7 separate regions of the Homo sapiens genome follow, and regions 1, 2, 3, 4, 5 and 6 are each linked to region 7. The links are chromatin loops, found by intact Hi-C in ENCODE. Cell type or tissue: heart right ventricle. All regions are shown on one strand. Region 1 overlaps BCR (BCR activator of RhoGEF and GTPase). Region 2 has its middle 7.9 kb from the start of SLC2A11. Region 3 overlaps BCR (BCR activator of RhoGEF and GTPase). Region 4 holds the start of LOC107985554 (a long non-coding RNA gene). Region 5 holds the start of LINC02556 (long intergenic non-protein coding RNA 2556). Region 6 has its middle 72 kb from the start of IGLL5. Region 7 holds the start of PCAT14 (prostate cancer associated transcript 14).

What was found. Hi-C counts contacts between places; a loop is a spot of excess contacts. Peaks named below come from ENCODE experiments on the same cell type or tissue, not always from the same donor. Only the 100,000 strongest peaks of a DNase experiment are listed, where the experiment ranks them.
Region 1: a loop joins it to region 7, with 7 times the contacts of the local background. A loop is called at or near these places in 53 of 110 quality-filtered maps.
Region 2: a loop joins it to region 7, with 8 times the contacts of the local background. A loop is called at or near these places in 80 of 110 quality-filtered maps.
Region 3: it touches region 7 in a loop (3-fold over the local background); 47 of 110 quality-filtered maps call a loop at or near these places.
Region 4: it touches region 7 in a loop (2.4-fold over the local background); 20 of 110 quality-filtered maps call a loop at or near these places.
Region 5: a loop joins it to region 7, with 5 times the contacts of the local background. A loop is called at or near these places in 44 of 110 quality-filtered maps.
Region 6: a loop joins it to region 7, with 7 times the contacts of the local background. A loop is called at or near these places in 6 of 110 quality-filtered maps.

The regions. Positions count from the first base shown.
Region 1 is chr22:23,313,565-23,317,564 of GRCh38, reverse strand. It overlaps BCR (BCR activator of RhoGEF and GTPase), which reads right to left. Exons shown (of 23, transcript NM_004327.4): 21 at 3,492-3,597; 22 at 2,851-3,013; 23 at 1-2,132. The coding sequence ends at 2,043. It also overlaps the pseudogene POM121L11P. Among named protein-coding and RNA genes, the nearest start is that of LINC02556, 11 kb to the left of the region's middle. RefSeq lists a silencer at 1,779-1,898 and enhancers at 1,649-1,943, 3,080-3,581. In heart right ventricle, a CTCF peak has its summit at 1,843 (motif pointing left); a DNase peak (open chromatin) is centred at 1,814; H3K27ac peaks cover 881 bases.
Region 2 is chr22:23,847,929-23,851,928 of GRCh38, reverse strand. No RefSeq gene overlaps it. Among named protein-coding and RNA genes, the nearest start is that of SLC2A11, 7.9 kb to the left of the region's middle. RefSeq lists enhancers at 1,882-2,637, 2,638-3,393, 3,394-4,000. In heart right ventricle, a CTCF peak has its summit at 2,213 (motif pointing right); a DNase peak (open chromatin) is centred at 2,218; H3K4me3 peaks cover 781 bases.
Region 3 is chr22:23,304,576-23,308,575 of GRCh38, reverse strand. All of the region lies in intron 16 of BCR (BCR activator of RhoGEF and GTPase), which reads right to left. Among named protein-coding and RNA genes, the nearest start is that of LINC02556, 20 kb to the left of the region's middle. In heart right ventricle, no CTCF peak of the experiment used is centred here; DNase peaks (open chromatin) are centred at 1,891 and 2,475; H3K27ac peaks cover 2,451 bases.
Region 4 is chr22:23,288,960-23,292,959 of GRCh38, reverse strand. BCR (BCR activator of RhoGEF and GTPase) reads right to left here. Exons shown (of 23, transcript NM_004327.4): 13 at 3,339-3,443; 14 at 2,547-2,621; 15 at 322-419. It overlaps LOC107985554 (a long non-coding RNA gene), which reads left to right and starts at 2,432. Exons shown (of 3, transcript XR_001755448.2): 1 at 2,432-2,746. RefSeq lists an enhancer at 548-727. In heart right ventricle, CTCF peaks have their summits at 2,086 and 2,297 (motif pointing right); a DNase peak (open chromatin) is centred at 2,322.
Region 5 is chr22:23,323,440-23,327,439 of GRCh38, reverse strand. It overlaps LINC02556 (long intergenic non-protein coding RNA 2556), which reads right to left and starts at 824. Exons shown (of 2, transcript NR_149133.1): 1 at 649-824. In heart right ventricle, no CTCF peak of the experiment used is centred here; no DNase peak of the experiment used is centred here.
Region 6 is chr22:22,957,433-22,961,432 of GRCh38, reverse strand. No RefSeq gene overlaps it. Among named protein-coding and RNA genes, the nearest start is that of IGLL5, 72 kb to the right of the region's middle. In heart right ventricle, a CTCF peak has its summit at 2,054 (motif pointing left); a DNase peak (open chromatin) is centred at 2,042; H3K27ac peaks cover 2,004 bases; H3K27me3 peaks cover 702 bases.
Region 7 is chr22:23,537,382-23,541,381 of GRCh38, reverse strand. LOC124900476 (endogenous retrovirus group K member 5 Gag polyprotein-like) reads right to left here. Exons shown (of 2, transcript XM_047441690.1): 2 at 1-2,621. The coding sequence starts at 2,508. The coding sequence ends at 637. PCAT14 (prostate cancer associated transcript 14) reads right to left here and starts at 3,280. Exons shown (of 4, transcript NR_109832.1): 1 at 3,058-3,280; 2 at 2,544-2,621. RefSeq lists enhancers at 1,466-1,760, 1,486-1,780, 2,468-3,082 and a silencer at 2,966-3,260. In heart right ventricle, a CTCF peak has its summit at 1,605; a DNase peak (open chromatin) is centred at 1,611; H3K27ac peaks cover 399 bases; H3K27me3 peaks cover 289 bases.

The DNA of each region.
Region 1 (4,000 bases), 220 kb after region 7:
AATTGGCACAGACATTGATAGACTGGTTTCCAGTTTCAAGGTAACAGATGCACATCATGAGACCAGAGGAGGCAGAGACAAGGCTGGATTTGGCTTTTCTAAGCAACACGTGTTCCTGCGCAGGGCTGAATGGTCGCTGAGACAGAGATGGAAGCCAGGACAAGGGAGCCCACCGGGCCCAGATAGGTACAGAGAGCAGAGGCTCCTGTTCTGTCCTCGCCACCCACGACGGTGACACTGCTTGTAAATGGTGGCTGTGCTCTCCCAGCAAGAAAAAAGCACAACTAAATCCACACTGCACACAGACGCAGACAGAAAGCCTTCAAGTGGCTGTTTTCTGCTCCCTGCCTTGCCAGGTCCACAAGCAGAGAGGAGTGTCAGGCGCATGGCCCCACTGTCAGGCTCCCTAGTGAGCTGCGGGTTCAGCAGGAGCTGCCCACTGACACACAGGGGACACCCACTCCTCCCACCTTGGGAGCGGGTGCCAGACAGAGCCGCACTGGGTGCTGGTGTCATCCAGGGACCCCACACACTTCCTTAAATGTGATCCTGCTTCCCTCTGGGCAGCTGCATCCTCTCCTCCTGCAGGACCGTGTGGAAACTTGGCTCTCAGTTTGCTCTCCCTTCTCTCCTCTGCCTGCCCCAAGCCCCTCTTTCTAAAAAAGTGATGGAATATTCATGGGGTTATTTCTTGAAAATACTTGGCGGTCTCCATGCTTCTGTTTTCTTTGAGCCAGGTGGTCAGGAGGGTTTACAAAGAATGCCTGGGCTCCCCCGCAGGTGTCGGCAGATGGGGTAGCGAATGGTCCTGTGCCTCCACCTGCTCCGGGAGGGAGTCTCCCGTCTCTAGGCCTGGCCCCTTCCTAACCCTCCACGTATCCTGTTCTCCAGAGACTTCAGAACCCACTCCTGAGAACAGCGGAGCCAGGCGCTTAGAGGAAGACCAAATGCTGCCAGGACACGGATTGTCCAGGGATTACATTCCAGCATCTTATTAGGTATCTGGATCTGTTCGGAAAAAAATTAGAAACTATGTATAAAACTTACAAATATTCAAGTATCAAAAGGTTATTTAGGATGAAAGTTTTAAAACAAGTCATCAGCAAGCTGCTGCCACCAAGTGGAGACTTATACAAAAGTTGAGCGAGTCCACTGAGCTGAGAGGACAGAAATGAAGTCACCTGTGCTGGGGCAGGGGCAGGGACACTGGGGGCAGGGAGTGTGTGGGCAGAGAAGCCAGAGAAGTCCAGGCCTGTGGAAGCCAAACAGGAGAGCGTGGGCCGGAAGGGCGGTCAGGATCGGGGGACGAGGTCGCTCTCCCTGGAGAACGAACCCTAAAGTGCGTAGCCTGGGGTTCCCTCCCTGGGGGTCCTGTCCCCTGACATTTCACAGGCCTTCTGAGCTGCCTTCCAAGGAGGACTAACATGGCAACAAAAGACCCATTTCTGCACAAAAATCCTTCTGGAAAGAAAAAGAAAGCCAAGAATGGAGTCAAAACGCTACCCAGTGCTGACTAAGCCTCTCAAACCCTGTTAGAAGTGGAGTGTGGTTTCTAAGTCAGGGAAATGGAAGAGGCCCCACCCACACAGGGACAGGGCCACGGCCCCCACAGGATGAAGCAGCAGCGTTTATTCAAGATACAACAGTGAGGGAATCCAGTCACGTTCCCTTCTCCCCAGAGAGGGCGCATCTTGACAAGTGATCCAGTAGAAATCTTTTAGACTCTAAGTTAAGTTCATAAAAACCACTCCCTTCACCCTGTCTCCCAGGGCCAGGCCTGGACTCCGAGATGAACTGGCTTGGGGCGCCCTCAGGTGGCCACATAAAAAACCACAGTCTGAGGCCAGCCTGGGGCTCCCAGACCTGGGCGGGATCTTTCCAGGCCACCTGTCCTTCGGCTTTGGGTCGCTGTCTCTTGGCAGATGGCCCAACACTTGGGGGTGGCCCAAGGACACCTCAGGAAGGTTCCCGCTCTACGGATGGCCCGATTAGCCAGAGGTTTCCAGGCCATCTGTCCGCCTCCAGGAGATGGACTGGGACCTTTAGACTTCGGTGGAGAACAGGATGCTCTGTCTCTTGCTGTCCGGGGCAGGGATGGCCTCCAGCTGCAGGAAGTACAGCAGCACCTGGACCTGCCCGGGCAGAGTAGGGAAGAGAAGAGTGGCTCAGAGCGGGGCTCACAGCTGCTGGTGGGAGGTCTTTGGGGCCCAAGCCTCCAAGTCCATCTCAGGTGCTGGGGACCCCTGCTGGTGTCATGAACCCCTTACAGTGAGATGGGGGTGGGGTGGGGTCCTGACAAGGCATGACTTGTTGGGTGGGGGGTGGTTATTTATTTTAGAGATGCACAGGGCCTTGCTCTGTCCCCCAGGCTGGAGTACAGTGGCTCCATCATGGATCACTGCAGCCTCTAACTCCTGGGCTCAAGAAATCCTCCTGTGTCAGCCTCCCAGATACCTAGGATTACAGATGTGTGCCACAATGCCTGGCTAATTTTTCTTTTTATTTTTTCTAGAGATGGGGTTTGCCACATTGCCCAGACTGGTTTCAAACACCTGGGATTGGTTATCCTGCCTTGGCCTCCCAAAGTGCTGGGATTACAGGCATGAGCCACCACACCCGAACACTTGAGGTAGTTTTAAGCTTCCAGCAAAGTGCACTAGCAGGACCAGGAGGTGGCCTGGGCCCCCACTATCACTCCCATCCATGCAGACCTAGGCAAGTCCCTCTCTGTGAATGTTGGCCACACCACATACAATGCAAGTAAGAAGATGGGCAGGACTGGGGGTGGGGCAGGCAGAGGCCACCTCTGTCAGGTCAGGGTTGCATGGGCTGGAGCCTGTCTTCCCATACCTGGGACATGACCTCCAAGGACCAGCTGTCAGTCATGGTGATAGGCTGGCTGGGGTTGGCAGGGAGCTTGCTCTCCTTCTCGGAGGGCCGGAGCAGCGTGGGGCCAAAGACCGTGGCGAGGTTGTGCAGGGACATCTTATTGACTGCCTCCTTCTCTGCCACCCTGTAGAGGACCAAAGCAGCGGGTGCTGTTTCAACGCCACCCCCAGGAGAGAGGCAGAGGGGCTGGGCTGTGCTGGAGTTCTCAGGAAGGGAGTGACCTCGACCCTGGCTGTGCTGCAAGCTGACTCCAGCCCTGGTACTTCTGGGTCTCAGTGGCCCAGGACAAGGAGCCAGCTCTGGGCTGGTGGGGAGGTCTCCTACTTGATGTGACTCGGAGGGAAGAGGGGGGTCCAAGTGCACTGCTGGCCACGGCCAAAGCTCTGAGCTCTTTTTTAAGGCCACAGTGCAGAGAGAGGAGGGTGGCAAAGAAGAGAGGCTGGGGCAGGGGTGGCAGTGGCACTAGTCGCCAAAGGCAGTGAGTGACTGCAGACAAGGGTCAGGAGAAAAGGTCCTCGGTGTTGGGGGTCTAGTGGGAGCAGAGGGGCACTCTGCGGCCTGGGGACCTGGAGCCCTGGGCTGCCATGGGAGAGCTGGGCTACCTTTTCAGGTGGTCCAGAAGGAAAAGGAAGGTGAGCAGGTTGGCCTCCGGCAGGGACAGCAGCAGGTTGAGCATGCAGCTCTCCTTTGCAACCGGGTCTGAAAGAGCTGCAGAAGGCGGTGGGTTACTCCTTGGGGTCACAACGAGCCAGAGACCTCTCCCGAGGTGTTCACATGGAGCACCTGGGGCTTGTGTCCCTGCACAGCCCAGGCTCGTCATCATCCTCAGTCTCACAGCTCTGGCCCCCATTGAGGACCCTGTGAGGGGCACCTGTGTGGGGTGTGAACCACCTGAACGCCTTTTCTCTACCTCGCAGGGGTCAGCAGCACCCGGCAAACAGCAGCAGGAGGAGCCGCTAGAGCAGCTGCTCATGGGCAGAGCTGCCCTTGGACAACTCCTGCCACCACCCCCTCCCCAGAGGAGCCCAAGGCAGGGGAGGCTCAGCATGGAATGAAACAGGGGAGTGAGGAACACAAGGAGGTGGGAAGTGGGAGGGTCCCAGCCCCACCA
Region 2 (4,000 bases), 310 kb before region 7:
GGTTTGGCCTGTAGTCCCAGCTACTCAGGAGGCTGAGGCATGAGGATCACTTGAGCCCAGGAGGCAGAACTTGCAGTGAGCCGAGATCGTGCCACTACACTCCAACCTGGGCGACAGAGTGAAACTCCGTCTCAAAAAAAAAAAAGATATGAACAAGGAATTTACAGAAGAGGAAACTGAAATGACCAAAAAACCTAATTAAAAGATAGCTACATTAGTAATCAGGAAATGCAAATTAAATCCACATCAGCATATTGGTTCCCACTCAACAGACTAACAGCTTAATTCTGGCAATACCAAGTGGTGGTGTTGATCAGCTGGAACACCCACGTACTATTGATGAAAATATCAGTTGGAACTAGGTGTGGTGGCTCATGCCTGTAATCCCACCACTTTAGGAGGCCAAAATAGGAGGATCATTTGAGGCTGAAGTTTCAAACCAGCCTAGGCAATGTGGTGAGACCCTGTCTCTATAATTTATTTTTTTTAATTAGCTGGGCACAGTGGCACACCACACAGCTGTGGTCCCAGTTACTTAGGAGGTTGAGGTGGGAAAAAAAGCTTGAGCCCAGGAGGTCAAGGCTGCAGTGAGCCATGTTCACACCACTGCACTCCAGCCTGAGTGACAGACTAAGACCCTATCTCAAAAAAAGGAAGGAAGGAATGAAGGAAGGAAGGAAGGAAAAATGTAAATCAGTGCAATGACTCTGGAGAGCAATTTGGGCAGATGAAGGAAGTTGAAGTTCACATACCTCTCCCACCCAGCAATTCCACTCCTGGGTTTACCTTGGAGAAACTCTTAATCCCATGCTCAGGAACTGTTCACAAATGCAGCATCTTTTGTACCATAGGAAAATTGGAAACTATCCAAATGTCAATCATGCAAAAAAAGGAGATATAAGCTGTAGAATACCATAGAATACCATGCATCAGTGAAAATCAGTGGACTAGACTAGAGGAACGGTATCAACATGTGTGAATCACAACGCTGCATGAACAAAGTTGCAGAAAGATGCCTACACTATTATGCCTGTATATTGTTTGGAAATATACAAAACCGTACCTAATGTGTGTAGGAATATATATGTCTACATAGTAAAAGCCTGGGGGCGAGCCTGGGGATAAGTCCCAAATTTAGAACTGGGTTTAACCTTGAATCCAAGACCCTGCCAGACTGGATCCTGACCTGGCCACCATTAACAATACCTGGCTGCCCCTTGATTCTCCTTGAAATGCCTCTTGGATGCCCTAAAGCCACCCCCATCTCGTTGGAGACAGGTCCCCATGTGTGGGCTCCCCAGACATTAATTATTATCCTTTGGCCAGGAAGCTCTAGGTTTCGCCTCAGCAAACATTGACTGGGAGTTTAACCTTGGGCATGTGAAAGTCATATCTGTATTTGTAGCAGCCTGGTGCTCACATCCGTCCTGTGCAGTGCTAGGTGCAACCACCCATATGTGGATGTCAGCCTCATTTACGAGGGGAGTCCCTGAGGCTCTGTGAGGCCAAGCCGGTGCCCGCACCAGCCCTACAGCCCGGCTGGCAGAGCTGGTCTTCCTCACATTGCCAAGGGAGGAGCGCAGCTCAAACTAAAAACAATCAATACAGGCCGGGCGCGGTGGCTCCTGCCTGTTATCGCAGCACTGCGGAAGGCTGAGGCAGGCGGATCAACTGAGGTCTGCCTGGTGAAACCTCATCTCTACCAAAAATACAAAGATTAGCCGGGTGTGTGGTGGGCGCCTGTAATCTTAGCTACTGGGGAGGCTGAGGCAGGAGGCTTGCTTGAGCCGGGGAGGCAGAGGTTGCAGTGAGCCAAGATCGTGCCACTGAACTCCAGCGTGAGCGACAGAGCGAAACTCCGTCTCAAAAATAAATAAATAAATATTTAAAAATAAATAAATAAAAACAATCAATCCAGCGAAGCCCGCTGGTGATACTGACTCCCACCCGGCCCGTACCCCACCCGGGAGCCCACCGGCTCTTCCAGCGGGGTGCCTCCGTGTCCCTGAACTGTCTTAGAAAATGCCTGTTACCTGGGCCTAGGGAGGCAGGGCCCAGCGTTGGGGACATCCCAGGGATTCCGTCTCCTGGTGGAGACTTTCCCAGCCCTCGGGGAATGAATGGGCTCACCGCGCCCGGGTCCCGCCCCCGTTCAGCTTCTTCCCCGCAGGCTTTTCGGGATTTCCCCGACGCCGCCCAGACCGGCTCCGGCCGCGAGGGGGCGACAGAGCCCGGGCTCTGCGGAACCCAGCACCAGCGATTGCCGCCGACTCGCGAAGGTTCAGTGGTGGCGGTGACACAAAGGAGGCCTGCGCCCAGGCGCCGCTGGGTAGGGGGCACTTCATCTGGGGAGGCTCCCCTTTCTGCCTTGCCCTCCCTGCCCCTCAGCTCTTGGGCGCTCCAGTCCTGGCCGTTGTACCGAGTTGCAGCCTCCTGCCCTGCGCCACCCGCCCCGGTGCGATTTCACTTGCCCTGTCCTCACATCCAGCCGCGCGGGGCCGGGTGGGCCAGGACCCTGGGGAGCTGAGAAGCCTGACGCCAGTCCCATCCGGCCTCGGCCCGCCTGCGTGGCTCTCCTCTCTGCTCCATGCGGGGTGGGACAGGTGCCTCCTACCTGGAGCCAAGGCTCAGGCAGCAGCAGGCCCGGTCCATCCCTGGGGATGAGTGAGGGGTGCAGGGCACGGCTGACTGCGGGGACCTAGCGTTCCTGAGCACCTCACTGCTAGTGGGCTGAGCAGCTCTAGGCCAGCCTGTTGGCCTCTCTGAGCCTCGGTTTCCTCATCTGTCAGTGGGCTTGAGAGCGCTGTAGCACGGAGGACTGTAACACGGTTCAAGGCTACCCAGAGGCCATTCCTCCCTGCAGCCTTTCCTATTGCCCCCACGTGGGTGGGCATCTCTGTCCTACACCAGGGGCCTCCTGCGGGGGAGAGGGAGGAGGTCAGGAGGCCTGATGATCACTGAAGCCTCTGCCCCCGGGGTTCAAGCGATTCTCCTGCCTCAGCCTCCCGACTTGCTGGGATTACAGGCGTGAGCCAACATGCCCGGCTAATTTTTGTATTTTTAGTAGAGACGAGGTTTCACCATGTTGGCCAGGCTAGTCTCGAACTCCTGACCTCAGGTTATCTGCCCACCTTGGCCTCCCAAAGCACTGCGATTACACGCGAGAGCCACCGCGCCCAGCCAACACAGGGCCTTTTTTGATCCCGCAGTTGTCCCAGACAGACCCTAACCTCAGATGGGTGCACTGGGGGGCTGCAGCCTAGCTGGACAACCTCACTCAAGGTTGGCGACAGGGTGCAGGGGTGCAGACAGGCAGGTCCTGCAAACTACCCAAAGGCCTGCTTCTTCCTCCTCAGAGCTGGCATCCACTCCGGTTCTGGGTCTCATTTCCAGCGTAATGGCTCAAAGACAAAGAAAGAAAGAAAACAAGCCCCAACCCCACAACCAGCTGAGGCGGCCCCTCCTGGCCACCCTTTGATGTTTGAGGACTGAACAATGGGGCTGATTGCAGATGAGAGATTTGAAGCCATCTTAATTAGAAGGAAAGAATGTCCTCGTGGTCGGCTGTTCTAAAAATACAGCTGTGCCCACATCTGGAGGGAAAGGGTGGGGGCCTGGGAGGTGGGGACGGTGGTTAGGCCAGAGTCTGAAGCACTGATGCCTGCATTCCTTGGGGCGGAGGGGGCCTCTAAGCAGGGCCTCTTGGAAGGGGGTGGGGAGATGCCACAGCAGCCAGTCCGCTGTGGCTGGACCACCTTCTGCAGGTTTGGGATGCGCAAGCAGTGGGACAGGTGTGCCTTCCTGCGTCTGCCCTCACCAAGGAAGCCCTCCCCGTGCCGCAGCCTCGGTTTTCTCTTCTCTCCAACGGGGCAACCAAATTGGTCATTTGTTTGCATTTCAAATACTCACTTTGCGACCTAATCTTGCATTTGTTTTGCATTTTTTTTTTTTTTTGAGACAGAGTTTCACTCTTGTTGCCCAGGCTGGAGTGCAATGGCAC
Region 3 (4,000 bases), 230 kb after region 7:
CCCAGCACTTTGAGAGGCTGAGGTGGGCGGATCACGAGGTCGGGAGGTTGAGACCATCCTGGCTAACATGGTGAAACCCTGTCCCTACTAAAAATACAACAAATTAGCTGGGCGTGGTGGTGGGCGTCTGTAGTCCCAGCTACTTGGGAGGCTGAGGCAGGAGAATGGTGTGAACTCAGGAGGTGGAGGTTGCAGTGAGCCAAGATGGCGCCACTGCACTCCAGCCTGGGCGACACAGCAAGACTTCGTCTCAAAAATAAAAGCAAAAACAAAAAAAACACCTCCCTGGGTTCCACCTGCAGAGAACTGACTCATAATCTGAGTGGGACCTGGGATTTACACAGCTAGAAACCCCAGGTAGTTCTGGAGTGAAGCCAGGTCACGGAGCCACCGTCTGACTCCATAGAAGGCCACTGCATCTGGCCTTGTGTTTCCATCCCTTGATTCAGGTGATGGTTCACTTCAGCCACAAGGCAAGCTGCCTAACAGCAGGGACCACACCTCATGATGTCTGCACACATTCACATGCGTGCACATATACATACACACACACGACGGTGCTGAGCACAGTGCCAGGCCTAGAGAGGGGCTGAGGACAGGCATCATTTCCACTGCAAGGGACCCTAGCGGCTACAGCCACCTGGGCCTTCTGCAGGTGAAGTGGCCAGAAAATAAGAAGCTCTGGAGCAGGTCAAGGAGCCCAGCCAGCTGCCCCCCTACTTCACAGGTGTGTGCACCTGGGCCTCCCTCCCTGCACCTGCTCAGCACGAAGGCTCACCACAGGCACACCTGGGGGTTGACCCCTTCTCACCTCCCCTTCTAGGTCCTACTGGTTAACGTTTCCCAAGGCTCTGAACTGTGCAGCCAGAGTGGCACAGAGAAGCAAAGGGCGGCGGGACGTCTCCCACCGGGGGCCATGCGGCCACAGGCTCTCATTCCGCACCTGGCCCTGAAGGTCGTCAGAGGCCACACTCCAGGCCTCAGGGACCCCACCCTGAGAAGCAGCATCTGTGAGCAGGGAGCGGTCAGTCAGAACCACACATAAAAAGGAAACTCTCAAGTGGCACTTTCCCCCGGAGTGAACCCTAAGCAGAGGCAGGAGAGGACAACATGAGGGATGCGGACAGAGTGCGCTTTCTCTGGAAAGGAGGAGTTTATACCACTGCTGGGAGCTTTAAAAAATGGAAACCCTGCCTGTGATATCAGCACTTTGAAAGGCCGAGGCAGGAGGATCACTTGAGCCCATGAGTTTAAGACCAGCCTGGGCAATATAGTGAGACCCTGTCTCTATAAAAAAAAAATTTTCAAAAGCATTAGCCAAGCATGGTGGCATGTGCCTGCAGTCCCAACTGCTCGGGAGGCTGAGGTGGGGGCAACACTTGAGGCTAGAAGGTGGAGACTGCTGTGAGCCATGATCATGCCATTGCACTCCAGCCTGCGCAACAAAGCGAGAGACCCTGGCTCTACTAACCAACCAAGTAACTGGAAACACAGAAACATGTTAAGCAGGAGACATTCTTACCTTTCCTTCAAAGAACAGCCATCACTGGGCCCCTCTCCCCTTGAAAACCCAGAACAGGCAGAAGCAGCTAACAAGCAACCCAGAGTCCAGGTAAGAAGAGACAGAAAGAGAAGCTGTCCAGACATCAGCGGCTGCCCCTCAAAGCCCCCCTGGAACCACGGCCCACAGGTGCTTTTCAGCAGAGGCCGCCCGGCTCCGGCCCGCCCGGCTGGGGTGGAAGTACCAAAGGAGGCCCTGCATCATGGCCAGGGTGGATGGTGACTCTTGCATGCTTGGCCTTGCTGCTCTGGGAAGCTGGTGGGGCTAAACGAGAGCTTCCAGCCTCCAAGGCCTTTTGACCAGGCTTTGAGGGAAACCCCACCCCGCAGTCTGGCTGGCCAAGGTCAAAGCTTCCCATCACCTCCGGGTTCCACTTTTTTGTGTGTGTGTGGGAAGAACACCCTCCCACCCCAGCCTATTGGTTACGGGAATTTCCAACGTGTCTCCATCTCCTCTAAAGCCCAGAAAAGCTGAGCTTCCTTCTCAAGTGGCTAGTTTCCTGTTGCCCAAGTTTGGAGACTGAGTAAAGTATGACTGGTCAGCCTGCCTTGTGCTGGAAGCAATCCAGACTGTCCAAAATCTGCACCACTCCCAGCAGGTAACCCCAATAATCAAATGCAGTGCCTCTGATGGACCCAGGGTGGAGGACACCCTGCTCAGGTCCTGCTCCCCCAGAGCTAGCTGGCTGAGCAATGTGCAGCCCTGGGTGGGGCTCCAGCCAGCGTCCACTCCCCAGCATTGGTGGTGTCCAGCGCCCACTCCAACCTGGTACTGATGCTGCCAGGAGGGCTCTTTATCGGGCCCCTCTCTGTGACTCCCAGTGACTGAAGACCAGGGTGTTGGCCTCCAGGCACTGGCTCTCACGGCGGTCCTGACTGGCAGCTCCAGTGGGAAAGGCTGTCCCAAGGCTGGCTCTGTTCCAAAGAACAGAGTGTGCGCCGCAGAGCGGAAGCCGTATAAAGAATAGCATGATAATGAGGCCTGTGCCTCAGCTCAGCCAATCCCAAACATTGCTCAAGGCTGGTACGCTCTCTCGTGCAGTTATTTAAAGCACCAGAGAAGTAAACAAGCAAAAGACTGGGGTTTGGAAAAACAGATGACCAAGGGGGAAACAGTTTTCCCTTAAGGGAAAAACCGAGGCACTCCGGATGCTGTCCAGGGTCCCCCTGGGTTGCAAGGTCTTGGTGAGGAACATGCCTGCTGCCTGGCCGGGGACTGGGCAGGCAGGGGTCTGTCTGCTCACATGCAGTGGTCTCAGGAGGATGGACCAGGTTGCTGCTCCTCTCCCCCTGGACTGGGTAAGGCAGGAGCCTTGAAAGAATGACTATGGTCAGCGGGCCTGGCAGATGGTGGCCTAGAGGTCTGCCTAGAAAACTATCGTGCACATCCATCCCAGGGAAGTGGTGGGGTGGGGGCTGAGGGAGGCCGAAGCCCAACTGGGGCAGGTGCTGTGTGCTGCCCTGAAGCATCACTGACCACTTTGCATGGTGGCTCTGCTGGGGGCCCAGCACTGCCCTGCTTGCTTTGTAGTCAGTGTGGCTGGATTGAGTCACCAATGGGCAGCCGGAGGACATCCTCTCACCCACCCTCAGCAGGGGCAGGGAGGGGGCTATGAGTAAACCTTCCAAAGGAGGAAATGCTTGTTCACTTAGCTCCTTGTAGACAACAGCTTCCTTCACGCCCATCGTCACCAGCCTGGATGGTCCAGCAGGGCAACCCCAGTTGTTCCTGTCTGGGCCCCATGTGTCTGCACTATAACCTACTCCCGGGGGTGGGTCTTTGCTGAGACCACCAGAGAACCTCTGTGTTCACCAGGAGAGAGATTACAGGCCTCCTGCTGTAGTCTATGACCACAATCTGCTCTCCTGAGATCCATCCTGCACCTTTTTTTTTTTTTTTTTAAGGCGGAGTCTCACTCTGTTGCCCAGGCTGGAGTGCAGTGGCGAGATCTCGGCTGACTGCAACCTCTGCCTCCTGGCTTCAAACCATTCTCTTGCCTCAGCCCCTGAGGAGCTGGGATTACAGGCACCTGCCACCATGCCCGGTTAATTTTTGTATTTTTAGTAGAGACGAGGTTTCACCATGTTGGTCAGGCTGGTCTTGAACTCCTGACCTAAAGCAATCCACCCAACTTGGCCTCCTAAAGTGCTGGGATTACAGGCGTAAGCCACCGCGCCTGGCCTCTATCCCACTTTTAACTCTTTGCTTCTCTTCTCTGATCCCAACCAGTCTCTAACATCACTTCAAAAGGAACACACCCTTCTCCCTTAGGATACACTATAACCAGCATCGGTGAGGATGTAGAGAAATGGGCTTTCATACATGGCCACTGGGGATGTAAGATGGTGCAGCTACTCCAGACAACGTAGGGCAGTTCCCCAAATAGTCACCTTGTTGCACAGCCCAGCAATCTTACTAGGTGTTTACTCAGTGAATGAA
Region 4 (4,000 bases), 250 kb after region 7:
AAAAACACTATGGAAACCTACCAAGTAAACATAAGCGCTAACAAAGGCAGACAAAAAGCCTTTTTAAGTCTCTTTCCAAACACTTCTCCAGCAAAATAGGTGGCTTCTTTGTGATGACAGGGATGGGTAAGGTTTTCAGGAACAAGGAGATAAAATCTCTTGGACACGTCACCTACTGGCCCCCCAGGAGATTCCTGGAATTCAGCAGCACTGCCTTCGGGGGAAGCCCTCAGGGAGCCCCTGAAGGTTTAGATTATCTCCAGTGGAAAATATCCTGTGCCCCACCTGGCAGGCTGGGCCCTTGTGGAATCAGTTCCTCACCTCGTTCCAGTTTGGCTCAGCTGTGTCCCTGTAGACGCGCGTCTTTGCTTTATTCACAAAATACCCAAAGGAATCCACCTCCAGGGTGCAGTACAGATCTGTGGGGAGAAGTGGACATGGAGAAGGTCACAGGTCTTTTCCACATCACCCACATGGTCTGTAAGAGCAGGTGTTATTTGCAGAATCAGAAAAAATAAAAATAAAAAAAAAAGGTTGTAACTTTCTTTTTAAAAATTAAACACCTAATTGTGGTCTGGCGTGAACACCAGCACCTCATGCGATGCCCCTGCCCGCTCTGTGGAATTTCCCTGGGTGCGGCTGGGAAACGGGACTTCCCACAACATTCGTTCACTCAGTCGATCCACAAACCCCAGCTAAAGCCCCTACGATGAGAAGGGCCCTGCACTGGTGGGGACAGAGAGGTGTACACGCCATTGTTACACAGTGATGCCACAGCAGAGGGCAGCCATCCTGGGGGATGTGGGAAGCCCCTACAATCAGAGCAGACCCCGCTGTACTATGGGGCAAAGAGTTAAGGCAAAGGGGACTCCAGGCCACTGTGGGGCACAGGAAGCAGCTCAGTGCTGGAGAAGTCGTGGGGTGCAGGGGGAAGGGAGGGAGGCGAGGCCTGGAGAAGAGTGGGCTGGGCTGTGGGCGGTAAGTTGCAGGGTGGGGTTTGCATTTTAGAAAAACTACCTGAGACTGGGGATGGAGAGGCCTGGTAGTGGGGACCCTTTCTGCAGGGATATCCAGAGCTACAAAGACCAGGGAGGAGGCCACAGCCAGGGCCTGGCCAGGCAGCCAGAGATGACTAAGAAGCCTCACTGATGGAGAATGGCATTTAACGGAGGGAGAGCAGACCACGGTTTCTGGCTTGGCCATGCGGGTGGATGGTGGTGCCCCTCAAAGGGACAGGACATAAGAGGAACAAGTTTGGGGTCCATGAATAATAGGTTTGGTTTGGGGATGCAAGGTTGAGTGCACGGGGCAAGGAAGAGATAGAAAGAAAGGTAACAGGGAGGCAAGGAGAGACAAGCCCGGGACCACGGGGCAGCGTAGGGTGTCACGCTGTATTGCTCACAGACAGGACCCGGGAGGAGATGCAGGGATGCAGGGAGGCCCACGAGGGAAACACCAGCGTTTATGAGGCAGCCAGAGACAGGGGCCCAGGAGAAAGATTATGTTATGAAGGTGCAATCTGCATGTCATGTAATTCATCCATTCCAAGTGTAGGGTTTAAAGAATTTTAGGAAATGTAAATGTGAGCGCAAACAGCACCACAGTCTTTTCACGACACTGCTCTCACCTAAAAAGTCCCCCTTGGGTTCATCTGCAGTTAGTCCTCTCTCCCAACCCCATTCCCCAACAATCCCTGGTAAGCTTTCTGTCTCCACATTTTGCTGTTTCTAGGAACTTTTTTTTTTTTTTTTTGAGGCGGAGTCTTGCTCTGTCGCCCAGGCTGGAATGCAGTGGCACAAGCTCGGCTCACTGCAACCTCCGCCTCCTGGGTTCAAGCGATTCTCTTCCCTCAGCCTCCCAAGCAGTTGTGATTACAGGTGCCCACTGCCTAGCCCGGCTAATCTTTGTATTTTTAGTAGACACAGGGTTTCACCATGTTGGTCAGGCTGGTCTCCAACTCCTGAGCTCAAGCGATCCACCTGCCTCAGCCTCCCAAAGTGCTGGGATTACAGGCATGAGCCACTGCGCCCGGCCTCGAGAAACTTACACAGTGCAACTCATGTGTTACCAGCCTTCACTGTTCTGACAGCTCCAGTAGCTGGGGGAGACCCCCACTTAGAGGGAAAGGAAAAAAAAAGTAGTATCCATCCAGCTCGACAGAGCAGCCAAATCTGCTCTGCTGTGGGGTGAAGGTGCACTGCTGACAGCCCTCCTGGCTTGGACCCCACACTCCCGGGCACCCCTGGGGATGTCTGTCAAAGTCCTTGCCAAACCCCTGCAATTACTCGATCCACCTGCAGGGGGCAGCTCACCAGCTCCCAGGATCTGAGACAGGCTAGGGGAGAGGGCAGAGGCCACTCCGGGAAAAACAATTCCACACCCAGAAGGCATCAACCAGCACAAACACTCCACAGCGGCCAGGGTCAAAGGTGTCCCGTGGTCATCTGAACAACCTCCCTGTTTCCCCACACCCTGCCCGATGAGTCCTTCCTGGGTGGAGACCCTGGCTCGGCCGCTGCAACCCTCCTCCCCAAACCAGTACTTACTTGAACTCTGCTTAAATCCAGTGGCTGAGTGGACGATGACATTCAGAAACCCATAGAGCCCCGGAGACTCATCATCTGCGCAAGAGATCAAAGAGGTCAGCTTCTGTTGTCCCGGGAAAGGGAGGCAGGTGACAAGCTAACTCTGCTTCAAAATCAACCATCCGGTGGACACTGTGTGGCTGCCATCTGCCTGGCACAAGGTAAGCCAGTGTCATGGGCCAAAAACATACTCATCATGATTTCTGTCTTGGGGATCTCAGGATCCAGCTGGTTTCACAATACAGGCAAACCAGTGACTCGAAGTGTAATAAGGTTCCAAGGACAGCAGAGGGGGTCGGGGTGATGTGGGATGTGGGTGGGGTGTGTGTGGACACATGTGCATAGCGTATGCTGTGTGTGTGACTGAGCATATGTGCAACAGTGAATGCAAAACAGCTTGACCAAAAGTGCCGGCTGGCAGGTAGCTGGAGGAGAGGAGGGCTGGGAGGACGGGAGTGGGGCCAGATCCAAGGCACAGAGCATCTGAGGAGCGTCTGCTGCAGCCTTGTGACTAGGAACAGAAGCCGTGCATCTCCTCAACCACCCAGCAGCAGCCACTCAGGGAGAAACTGCTCCTAACCCACCTTGTCCACTCCTGGGAGGAGACAAGAGGCCCTAACAAGCATAGCTCTTCCTTCTGAACCAAAGTCCACTAGTCCCATCAAAAGTGCTAACAGGAAGGGGGGATCAGCCTTCAGGCTAGCTGCCTGCCCTCCCTGCAGGTGCCCTGTACACGGAAACGGGGGGGCCCACCTTCCTTATTGATGGTCAGCGGAATGCTGTGGACAGTCTGGAGTTTCACACACGAGTTGGTCAGCATCTGCAGCTCCACGGATGTCAGGGAGAAGCTTCTGAAACCTGGGAGGTTGGAAAAGAGGTGCACCAATTGGTCAATCTGCTCCTTGGCCCTCTGGCCCCTCCCACTGGACCTCCACCACACACCCTGGGGAAGGGGCACGGCAAGAACTGGTGCCAGGGCTTGGGGGCTCAGGAGAGGGCACTTGGCTCTCAAGTGCAGTGCTGGTCTGGCGGCAGAGTGAGGTGTGGCCCTGGAGAGCCCAGGCCTGGAGGAGTCTTAGCATGAGACTTACAAACACACACATCCCACGCTACCTAAGCACAGCCACAAGGCAGGTCTGAGAATGAGTGGCTGGACTGGGAGCACCTCCCTGTGAGGTCTCCCCATACAGACAGCAGCATGGCTCTGCCCGTCCTCTGCTAACACAGGCCCCCGTTTCTCCACCAGGTGAGGAAAAGGGGCTTATTTCTGGGCATAATGCTGAACAGGGAACAGAGGCTGCCACTCTGGAAATGGCTGGGGCTCCTATGTTATGACAGGAAACCCTGGGACACAAGCACTGGCAGGGCTGCCCGGAGATCCTTGATCCCCCAGGCCACGGTGGCATTGGGGGCCG
Region 5 (4,000 bases), 210 kb after region 7:
AAGGCAAGAGGAACCCTTGAACCCAGGAGTTCAAGGCTACGGTGAGCTGTGATCACCTCTCCAGCCTGGGTGATAGGGTGAGACCCAGTCTCTGAAAACAATTAAAAATAAAAAAAGTTGAATAATGAGTCTTCTTCTTAGAGGCAATGTATTTTTCCTCTTTAACTTTTTGTTTTCCTTAGGCTATATGCACAATAGACAAAGTTGAAATTTAATCTTAATCTCGTAAACCCTTACTGTCCAAACACATCAAACTCAAAAAAAAAAAAAAAAAGACAAAAACAAAAAAGGTGAAAGGTGTACAAGAGAAAAAAGGGAAGTAATCTGTGCCAAATGTACATTCCTTCCACAATTTGGGACAAAAATGATGCCTACCTGGTCTCTGGGTGCCAAAATAAGACATTAGAGACACTCCCCTCCTTCAAGAAATAAAATTGGAATCAGACACTAAGATACAATTAAACAGACTTTGAAAGTTGGTACGCACTACTGGGAGGTGTCTCACAGCTGGCAGGGTCAACTGCAACTAGAAGAAAAGCTCCTAAGGGCAGAAACTAAGTGGCTCACTTCCTCTGTAACACTGCCGTGCCCAGCACTGTACCAGCACCCCAGCAGAGTCAACAACTTTCCGTCAAGCCACACACTTACGGTCTCATCGTCCAGTGGAGGCCGCAGACGAGACATAGTGTGCCAAATCCCAAATGCACAGGGTGCCAGACAAGTCTGCGGGAGGCAGGAGGACTAGGGAAGCCTTCCAGGAAAGGTGATGCCTGAGCTGAGTTGTTTTTCTTTTGAGTTTGGAACATTAATTTAATCAGAGGAAAACAAGGGACATGGAAAGGGCAAGGAAATAAGAAAATGAGCTGAGTTTTGAAGGCAATGATCAGATGAAGTGAGAGAAGAATATTCCAGCAGAGGGAGACAAGGAGACTGCAGAGATTTCAAGGGGCCAAGAGCTGTTCGGTGCAGCTCAGTGAAGCACCTAAACAGAGGTGGGGGAAGGAGAACAGGGGTCAAAGCCCAGTATTGAAGTGTTCTGGATACCAAGCTAAGGAGACCTTATTACGAAGGTACTGGGGTTGCTGAAGGGTTTAAATGGGAGAGTGATTGTGAACAGATTAATAGTTTGGAAAGATACAGGCAGAAGTAAACCTCTGGATTTAACCAAAAAATAAAGGACAGAACCACAATGAAGATGTTGGAAAAGATCAGGAAAAACACTGTTAAAAGATATTCACTCTCGGGGCCGGGCGCTGTGGCTCACGCCTTAAATCCCGGCACTTTGGTAGGCCGAGGCGGGCTGATCACGAGGTCAGGAGATCGAGACCATCCTGGCTAACACGGTCAAACCCCGTCTCTACTAAAAATACAAAAAATTAGCAGGGTGTGGTGGCGGGCGCCTGTAGTCCCAACTACTCCAGAGGCTGAGGCAGGAGAATGGCGTGAACCCGGTAGGCGGAGCTTGCGGTGAGCCGAGATCAGGCCACTGGAATCCAGCCTGGGCGACAGAGGGAGACTCCATCTCAAAAACAAACAAACAAAAAGAAGATATTCACTCTCTTATTTACGGATTTTCTTTATGGAGTTACCAAATTATCCTTTGAAAATTGAGAATTCAGAAGTGGCTGAGAGCAGTCAGTCACTCTTCAGAATGTAAAAACTACTATTCTGAAGTAGATATTACATTATTAATTTCCTTTCAAGATGCTTTAAAAATGAGCCTTTTGATACACCGCAGGTTTTTAAAGAGTATGTCACAATAACTAAATCTTACTTGAAATTAACAGAAGAAGAGCACTATAAATTTTAAAGGCTTCACAGACACAGGGATCATCTGTTATGTTCACTTTGGAACAGATCATAATTGTCCCTCCTCCTCAACATACCCAAAATACGTTGTTTAAGGCTACTTTCTTAATGGTCATGTTATTTCACAGCAAAAGACTGGGGTCACAATGATATCTGAGCTGACAGAAAACCCCATGGGGGTTTTTACCTCGCAGCTAGTCTATTCAGTACTAACAATTCCAACCACCAGAAGGAATTTCCCTGCCTAGGCTTATTTTGTTGGCACAACACAAAAAAATCTCCTGGGGCCGAGTGAGGGGGTTTGTGCCTGTAATCCCAGCACTTTGGGGGTTGAGGCGGGCGGATCATCTGAGGTCGGGAGTTCCAGACCATCCTGACCAACATGGAGAAACACTGTCTCTACTAAAAATACAGAATTAGCCAGGAGTGGTGGCACATGCCTGTAATCCAGCTACCTGGGAGGCTGAGGCAGGAGAATCGCTTGAACCTGGGAGGCAGAGGTTGCGGTGAGCCGAGATCATGCCATTAGACTCCAGCCTGGGCAACAAGAGCGAAACTCTGTCTCAAAATAAAATATCTCCTGACATTTTATATCTAATAAGAAAAGATCTATTTAACAATGATCAGAATAGGAACATCTTTAATACCAGGCAAACTTAAAAGCTTTCTCAGTGGATTTCTCAGTAGACTGTGACAAATGACCTCAAAATAAACTCATATTTACTCTTAAGAAATAATTTGTATTTGAATCTTCTTAACAACAAAAGCCCCAGGAACTTTTTCCTGAACTCCCAAACAATAGCAGCAAAACGAGATTCTCGGCTCTCTTTATTTTTACAAATCACAATAAGATAACTAACCTTGTATTTGCTATTATTTACATTTACTGTATATCACCATTTACTATCACCATCATTTCATAAAAGATGCTTTATTTTAACACCAAGAAAGCAGGACTTTTTTTTTTTTTTTTTAGAAAGGATAGTCCTTTAATCGAACAAATTTAATTGTATAAAAGACTCCCAATATTGTCCTTTTTTTTTCTTATTTCTGTTCCCTTACTGAGCTGAGCAGTTTGCATAATACCACACACAAGTTAGTCATGTGATTTAAATATGTATATGATAGTAATTTTGATACTATCACTTAAGTCATTCGAAATATCAGATGCACTGTGTGTCAAGTCAGTTATAGAGAACCACTGCTTCAGAGAAATCACATCTGAGGAGGAAACACTGCAGATACACCCCCTAAAAGTTCACCTTTGAAACAGAAATTTTGATACAAACTTCACTTTAACTACAACTGTAATTGTAATTATTACAGTTATTCTCCACTCACTAGATACTGTACTTGACACTCACGTTATTTGGTTGGCTACCAACGTGCACCTGTGATAAAGCTTTCCTATGGCACAACATTCACTTTCTTACTGAAAATGTCAAGAAAACCCCTACACACCTGCAACCATTAGGAAGCATTCTCCAGCTATCAAAAAAGTCACTGAATCGGCTAAGCGACTCTGTGTGGTATACACTAAATCAAAGGGGAAAAGGTGTTTTTTTGGAGGAAAAAAATACTGGATCAGCCATTTATTCATAGAAACAATTTTACCCACAACAATACTTCTCCTTTCACTATATACCCTTCTATATTGGTTTGGTTATTGTATAACATACATGTATATTGTTATGGCTGGGGATTTTTTTTTCTTTTTTGAGACGGAGTCTCATTCTGTCGCCCAGGCTGGAGTGCAGTGGCAAGACCTCAGTTCACTGCACCCTCCGCCTCCTAAGTGATTCTCCTGCCTTGGCCTCCCGAGCCTCTGGGATCACAAGCGTGTGCCACCATGCCTGGCTAATTTTTATATTTTTTGTAGAGACCGGGTTTCACCATGTTGTTATTGAACTCCTGACCTCAGGTGATCTGCCCTTCTCGGCCTCCCAAACTACTGAGATTACAGGCGGGAGCCACTGAGCTCGACCTTGTTATGTCTGGTTTTTGTTTTGTTTTTTTGAGATGGAGTCTTGCTCTGTCACCCAGGATGGAGTACAGTGGCACGATCTTGGCTCACTGCAACCTCTGCCTCCCGGGTTCAAGCAATTCTCCTGCCTCACCCACCTCAGTAGCTGGGATTACAGGCACGCGCCAATATGCCCAGCTAATTTTTGTATTTTTAGTAGAGACAGGA
Region 6 (4,000 bases), 580 kb after region 7:
TCTTAAGTTGTGTTCTGGTACACAGTTAAATTATTTTGAAACAGTTTAATCTATCCCCAGCTTTCTTTTAACATTTTTACATGAGACCACAACAGCATTAAGTCTATGGTTAATTTTGTCCACAGATCAGGAAGACTCCTCTGAGTACTCTACCTGATGCTTAATGAATTATGAGATTTTCTGTACTTGTTGATGAGGTCAGGCATTATTTTCAGCCCTGAATTTTCTCTGGGGATTGTTCTGTTCAATGCTTTTGGGTAGTCTTTTTCTTGGCCTCAGGTACATTCCTCATATGCATACACTGATCACTACTCAGTATAATACTTACACTCTCGTATTTGCAGAGTTCTCTTTCTGTTAAGCTCCCTCCTCTTTGGTACTCTGCCCTATGAACTCCAGCGGCCTGGGATCCCAAGCAGCTCTGTTTCTTCAACTCGGGGAGGCCAGTGGGCTGTGGTTACGTTCTCTCCTCCTTGAGCCTCAGACTGGAAACTCTCCATGCAGTAATCTGGGGCAATCGTGGGGCTCATCTTATTCATTTCTCATCTCTTATAAACCACTATCTTTCATTGCCTGATGTCCAGTGACTTAAATATTTTGTGTTGTTTTTAAAATTATTCCAGGCCTAAAAATAAATCCAGCTCCTGTTACTCCATGTTGACCAGAATGTATAATTGTTATTGCTGTTTTTTTTCTTTAAAAAACACCTTTATTGAGATGACTTATCCAATTAAACTGAGGCTCATTTGCAGGGATAGTTTTTGAGGTCAGTGTTTGAGGTTTGCTTTGACCCCAAGAGGTCTGTTTTTAGCCATGTCTTTTCCTGGTTCTCTCTGATAAACTAGCTGGCCTATGGTCTAGTTTATGTCACTAATGAACTTACCAGTTTCCTCTCAATTGCTTTTTGCCCAAGCTTCATTGTTTTGAAAGTCCCCTTAATGTTGAACTTTGTACTCATTTGCAAATAAAGTCAGTTCATTCGGGAAGGGCTTTAGAGCTCTCTATGTCCTGCCTTTCCTCTTGGGGAAATGTTTCAGGAGCTTTTGGCTATGGCTCTGGGGCTGGGTGGGGACAGTGGTAGGTAGCTACTTTCTGAGTGACACCCCTGCTTTAGGAGGTGGGTGCTTATTGGAGAGTCTATTGTATTCCCAGCTTGCTTCTCATAGCATGGAACCTCTACTTTACAAATGAGCTGGTTGATGGTGCCAGTATTCTCAGTGTGTTGCACCCAAGGCAGGGCTTTTGTCCCACAAGTAGGGGCTGAGCAAAAGAAGAGAGCCTCAACCGATTACTACAATCACCTGGAATTTAGTCTCTGCAACAGGTAGCTGGGGTGGGAAGAAAAATGCTGATGGATTTTCCTTCTTGGGAAAATACCATAGCCCTTGACTGGGAGCTGGGTGGAGACAGTGCTGTGTCCTTGGCTGTACCCACCTGGAGTGGAGTTTCTGTCACATTTTGCTGGCAGTGGGAGGAATGGAGCAGGTCGTGGTTGAAATGCCACAGACCCTCCCATTTCTTGCCAGGTTTTAATAGATGTTCTTGAATTAAATGTTTTTTTATTTGCTGTATGCCCTAAGGCCATTTCTAGAGACTTTAAATAAATACATATATCTTAAATATTTTATACACACACACAATTGCCCATTCTGGAAGTGGAAGTCCCCCGTCTCCACCCCCAGGAGGTTTTCAACACTCTAGATGTGGATGCCCAGCTGACCGCTCACTCTGCCTCCCACTGCAGGAAGACTCAAGGATAGATGCCCCAGTGAGTCAACCTCCTAGCTTCTTTTCAAATTCAAACAATCTTTTCTCTAGCCACACCTTGGTTCATAGGCTAAAACCCTTGTTACTTGGATTTGACCTTTTTGAGAATTTTTGGAGCGTGCACAGTCTTGTTGAACCCTAATGCAACCAAGTAGTTGTGTAGTTCTCTTCTAGGGTCAGATTCACTCTCATCAGATAATGTGTGGACCCGGGAAACAAATTATCTGTACATGCTGGCCGTCTCCCTGCATTTCCGCCACCTGGTGGGCAATTTTCACATGGACTGCCTTGAATCTGGATTATATTTGGTGGTCTCTGGCACCCTCCGGTGATGAGATATTTTAGCCCTGTGTTTTGTGGTAGTTTGACCGTATTTCATTTGTGATGAAGTGATTTTTGACCTGTATAACTGCTTTACAAGGAAACACACTTGGAGCTTGTTCACTGAGGGGCTGGAATAGTCAATCTGCATCCATGTCCACAGGCTGTTGGCTGGCATTTCTTCGGTGATGAGTCTGGTTTAGCCTCATTGTGAGAACATGCAAGGTGTGTGCATCCCTGGGTCTCTAGTTTAGTGTTCCTTCCAGGTCTTGGGCACCTATCCCAGCAGATCTTGGTGGCAATCATGAAGGATATCCTGGGGACATCACAACATAGTCCTCTCCCAGTTTTGCTGGCCAGCAGTGAAAAGACCGAGAGGCTGCTTTCGGGTCTTGTTTTTACAACTAGACCTTCGAAAGACATAAAGCATCTGTGTCCCTGCTTTGTAAGGTTCCAATCACCCCAGATCTTTTTCTTCATCCCCATGAGCAGTGGGGGGTCACGTTAACAATTTGGATCCAGTTATTCTCAGCAGCTAATGTCCTTCCAGCAGAGAGGGCGGACGCTGGGACTGTCCCATCATCGATGTTCCTCCAGCTCAGCCATCTTCTGGCTGCTGGACCAGATTGTCTGACTTTATTACCCAAGGGCTGAAAGGCTTATTGTCCCTGTGGCCACTTGGAAGCTTATGATCTTTGACTCCTGAGCTGTATTCTGTCATCCATTTAGCATAATATAGCGATCAGTCCAAGGACTCCAGTTCCTTATTTTACTTGTGAAGGATCATTTAGAAAAAAAATTCAACCTCCTTAGCAGTAGTTTGTCCTGGAATGTTGGTTTTATTAATAATTACTGTGGGTTACACCTCCCCTGCCTTCTCACCTTCTTTGAGGTTTCCCACATGAAAACCCCTGACACTGACTGAGGGATGGTCAGATTTTTAAAAATGTGACATTGGGGTTTTGAGGACCAGCATTCACGTCCATCCTGTATGAGGCCATCCTTGAAGTCAGAAGTTTTCCACTCTGAACCATCATTAGAGGAGTCATCGCTATGGTGACATGATGGTTTTCTCTCTTTCCATGAACTTGGAGATGGGGAATTATTTGAAAAGATAGAGAGCTGAGTGTCCAACCTCACTCTGGTCATATGACGTCTCTAGGGGAGCAAAGGCTAAAGGAAATTGGTTTCCTCCTTGCTGTGCAATGCACTAGCTTTTGGACACATGGCTGTCCTGTCACTTTTTACTGGAGCTAGGCCCGAGGCATTTGCAGGAGTGTAATTTATTTGGCCCCAAGCTGTGACACGTTCTGGGTCCACCGGAAATTCTTGATTTCTTTTATACTCTGCTGGGCGGGCTTCTCTAGGGTACTTATTCTAGGAATAAATCTCACGAATCTTTGTGGGCTTTGAAGTCCACATTGCTCCTTGGAGAGGAGAGAGCATCTGCATCCATTCTTTGCTCACCCACCACCCCCGAAGTGGCCATTCCAAAGAAAGCTGCCTGTGTTCTCACTGGCTGATATCTATCCCCATTTTAACCTGATTTAGATGGGGCTGACCAGCATTTATGGTTTGGTCACAACGCTTGCCTTCTGCAGTTCCCTGTGGCAGCTGACTGTTTGCATTCTGCAAGATGAATGCCTGAAGGCTTCATTTGACTTCATTTGATTGAAGGTCTATCATAGTAGCAGTTCGGAGATGACCTTCATTTCCATGCCATCTTTTGATGCTGAGATATTGTGTCAACCAGGGTAGACTCAGGAGGCAAACCACACCAGTAATTTGAACAGGGATTTTTTCAGAGTTGTTAAACTATAAAGAGTGGTGAGCTCATGAAAAGGATAAAGCAGGACTGTACAACGTTCATGAGTAGCAGATTCAGAAAGCAGCTACCGACTCACGCGGAGTG
Region 7 (4,000 bases):
TCTATCCTCTGAGACCTGATTAGCCCAATAAGCAGCTTTTCCTGCAGGGTTGGTACTTCCAAACCCTCCTGTTCTTTCCTTTTTGTTTTCCCCAATTTTAACATAAGGCAAAAGCAGTAATTGAGCAATTCTATCACCTGGATTGGCACTCCGGGGAACAGTGGAGCTGATCACTAACTGAATTCCCCCTTTATAATCTGAATAAATTACCCCAGTATGAATTTGGACTCCCTTCAAATTTAGACTTGATCTCCCTCAAAGGCCTACCCTCCCTTCTGGCAGCGGGCCATATACCCCTCTAGGAATCTTTTGTGGGGGCTTTCCAGGGAGTAAAAAGACCATTTGGGTGGAACATAAATCTACTGCGGTGCTGCCTGCTGTGGCGCGGGACAGCTGTTGGATTGTTGTAATTGGCTGACTCCCTGAAGTGGTGGTATTTTCTGTAGGGGTTGTTGTCCTTGAAAACCCTGAGGAACAAACAGTTTAACTGGGAATGCCCCAGTTTGTTGGGGGGCCTGAGGCTGGCCCCTCTTCCTGTTTCCAGACAATGGTTGCCCATCTTTATCAAATTTAGAATGACATTGATTGGCCCAATGTTTTGCTTTTCCACATTTTGGACACAGGCCAGATGGCTTTTTATTTTTTGCTGTTAATAGCTTGATTTATTATATTCTGTTTATTTAAGCCTGGGCAACTCCTTTTCAGATGACCGATTTGACCACAATTATAACATTTTTTCCCAAATGTTCTAACTTGTCCTCCTAGAGTGAGCCCCCTCATTGCTTGAGCCATTAGCATTGCCTTATGCATAGCTCCTCCAATCCCATCACAAGCCTTCACATATTCTGTAATTACATCAACTCCTGCTGGAACTTTTCCTTTTAATGGCTTTATGGCCGACTGACATTCTGGATTTGCATTTTCATAGGCCATTAATTCTACAATAACTTTTCGGGCATTGTCATCTGTAATAGACTTTTGAGCAGCATCTTGTAATCTTGCCACAAAGTCAGGATATGGCTCTTTAGAGCCTTGTCTAATTGAATTAATAGGGAAAGCTGTTCCTGGGTCCTGAATTTTTCCCCAGGCCCTGAGGCAAATAGCCCTTACTTGTTCAATAGCCTCATTCTGCATCACTGATTGTTGGTTAATGGTGCTCCAATTTGGACCTGTTCCTAACAATTGGTCTGCGTCTATATTAACAGTGGGCTTAGTAGCCTGATTTTTTCGTACCTGTTCTTGTACTCCATCAATCCACCAGGTTTTAAACTGTAGATACTGAGAGGATGAAAGGGAAGATTTGGCCAAAATTTCCCAGTCATAAGGAGTAAGTCTATTTCCATGAGCAATGGAATCTAATAATGTTCTTATATAAGGGGAGTTGGATCCATATTGTTTAACTCCTTCCTTTATATCTTTTAACATTTTCATGGTGAAAGGTTCACATCTAGTCTCAGCTCGGGCAGGCGCTCCTACTTGAGTCTCTTCCCCGGCCTGTACCAGTTGTAAAATTACCAGGAACCGCCATGCCTCAAGATCGCCCTGTTTTCTGGCTTCATCAATGACTGCATGCAGTGCACCACCCTGTCCACTACGTGATGCTGTAGGATTAAGTCTCACAGTGGGCGGCTGAGGATACAGCGCCGCGTCCTGTGTTGCTGGTGAATTAGACGCCATCGCTGTGGGTTGCTGGTATGGTGCCGTGCTATTTGGCACAGGACACACCGCTTGAGGTCTGTATTGAACCTCTGAAGGAGGCCGATACTGAAGCTCGGTTGGCAGCCGGTATTGATAAACTACCAGCGGTTGGGTCTTATTTTCTACCGGCTGATATTGTGGATACTGTATCTGAGTTGGCATTGCCGGGATAGAGACTCTGTCCCTTTCTACTTGATTTTCTCTTGGGGTTTGTGCTTGTCTAACCTGCGTTTGAGGTTGTAATGTTACAGGCATCTGAACCACGGGAGGAGGAGTTGATGGCGATCGTGGTTTAGGCTCTGATGGCCCCAATGATTCTGGACCTCCTTCCCCCAATTTTGATGATTCAGGGTATATTATCTCCTGTAATTGACTGTAGTCAACATTTTGCGTTGACTGAGCCATTACAGACTCTGCTACATATTTACAATGTGAACTTTCCGTTCCTTGCTGGGATTCTGTCCCTGCCTCTTCTTCACAATCTGTTACACAGCTTTTAGGGGCATCAGAAACTGAAACAATATCTTCTCCTGTTTGAAATGGTTCTAAAGTTGCTTTAATAATGGCCCAATCATTCCATACTGTAAGTGGGATGATTTTACCTTCCCTATTTGCTTGTTTTAATTCTTTGCCAATTTTTTCCCAATCTTTTAGATCTAAAGTTCCCTGTTCTGGAAACCATGGGCAGAATTGTTCTATTGTTTGAAATAGCGTAATTAGATTTTCTGTAGAAGCTCTAACTCCCCCTCTTCTTAAAAGAATTTTAATAAAGCTGAGATAAGAGGCATATTTACTTTCAGTTTGCCCCATCGTTACCCTGGGTTCCTCTAAGCACACAAGCTTACCGCAAGGCTGACCGTGGACGTACTTGGGACTCTCTCGTCAACTTGTCCTCAATGACCACACTGTAGAGTACCTTCACCCTAGAGAAAGGCACCCACATTGGGCATCAGATGAAGGGGGCCAGCCCCTCCACACCTGTGGGTATTTCTCGTCAGGAGGGATGAGAGACTGAGGAAAGAAATAAGACACAGAGACAAAGTATAGAGAAAGAACAATGGGCCCAGGGGACCAGCGCTCAGCGTACGGAGGATGTGCACCGGCCATGGTCTCTGAGTTCCCTTGGTATCTACAGATTACTATTTTCACTATCTCAGCAAGGGGAATGCGGTGGGAGAACAGGGCGATAGTGGGGAGAAGGTCAGCAGGAAAACATGTGAACAAAGGAATCTGTGTCACAAGTTCAAGGGGAGGTTCTGTGCCCAGATGTGCACATAGGCCAGATTTATGCTTCTCTCCACCCAAACATCTCAGTGTAGCAAAGAGTAACAGAGCAGCATTGCCGCTAGCATATCTCACCTCCAGCCACAGGGTGGTTTTCTTCTCTCAGAATAGAAGGAATGTACTATCGGGTTTTACACCAAGACATTCCATTCCCAAGGACATGCAGGAGACGGAGGCCTTCCTCTTATCTCAACTGCAAGAGGCCTTCCCCTTTTACTAATCCTCCTCAGCACAGACCCTTTACGGGTGTCGGGCTGGGGGACGGTCAGGTCTTTCCCTTCCCACGAGGCCGTATCTCAGGCTGTCTCAGTGGGGGGAAGCCTTGGACAATACCCAGGCTTTCTCGGGCAGAGGTCCCTGTGGCTTTCCGCAGTGCATCGTGCCCCTGATTAATGGAGAATGGAGAATGGCGATGACTTTTACCAAGCATACTGCCTGTAAACACATTGTTAACAAGGCACATCCTGTACAGCCCTTGATCCCTTAAACCTTGATTCCATACAGCACATGTTTCTTTGAGCACAGGGTTGGGGCTACAGTTACAGGTTAACAGCAGGTCAAGGCAAAATAATTTTTCTTAGTACAGCTCAAAATGGAGTTTATGTCTTCCTTTTCTACATAGACACAGTAACAGTGTGATCTCTCTTTCTTTTCCCTACACAAACAGCCGCGTGGCCCAGCCAGGTCCATCCCCTTGGCAAAGTCCCGCTGGGTCCCGGGTGCTGGGGTCCTGCCCTGTTCGGCTGTGGTGAAAACGCCTCCTTCTCTCTGGGTCCCCAGAGAAAACCCCTGCTCTCTCCACTCTGCAGCCTCAATTACAAAGACGAACACACATACGCCCCACAGATGTGCACACACACACACATACACACACAGCAGGAGCTGCGGGAGGAAGCCAGGCAGCCAGCGGGGACCCGGGAGGGTGGAAACACCACAAGAACCAGGGGCTGGTTTTCTTTTATTGTATTAAATAGTTAGGCAGACAGTAGGAGAAATACACAAGGAAAGGCCAGGTGCC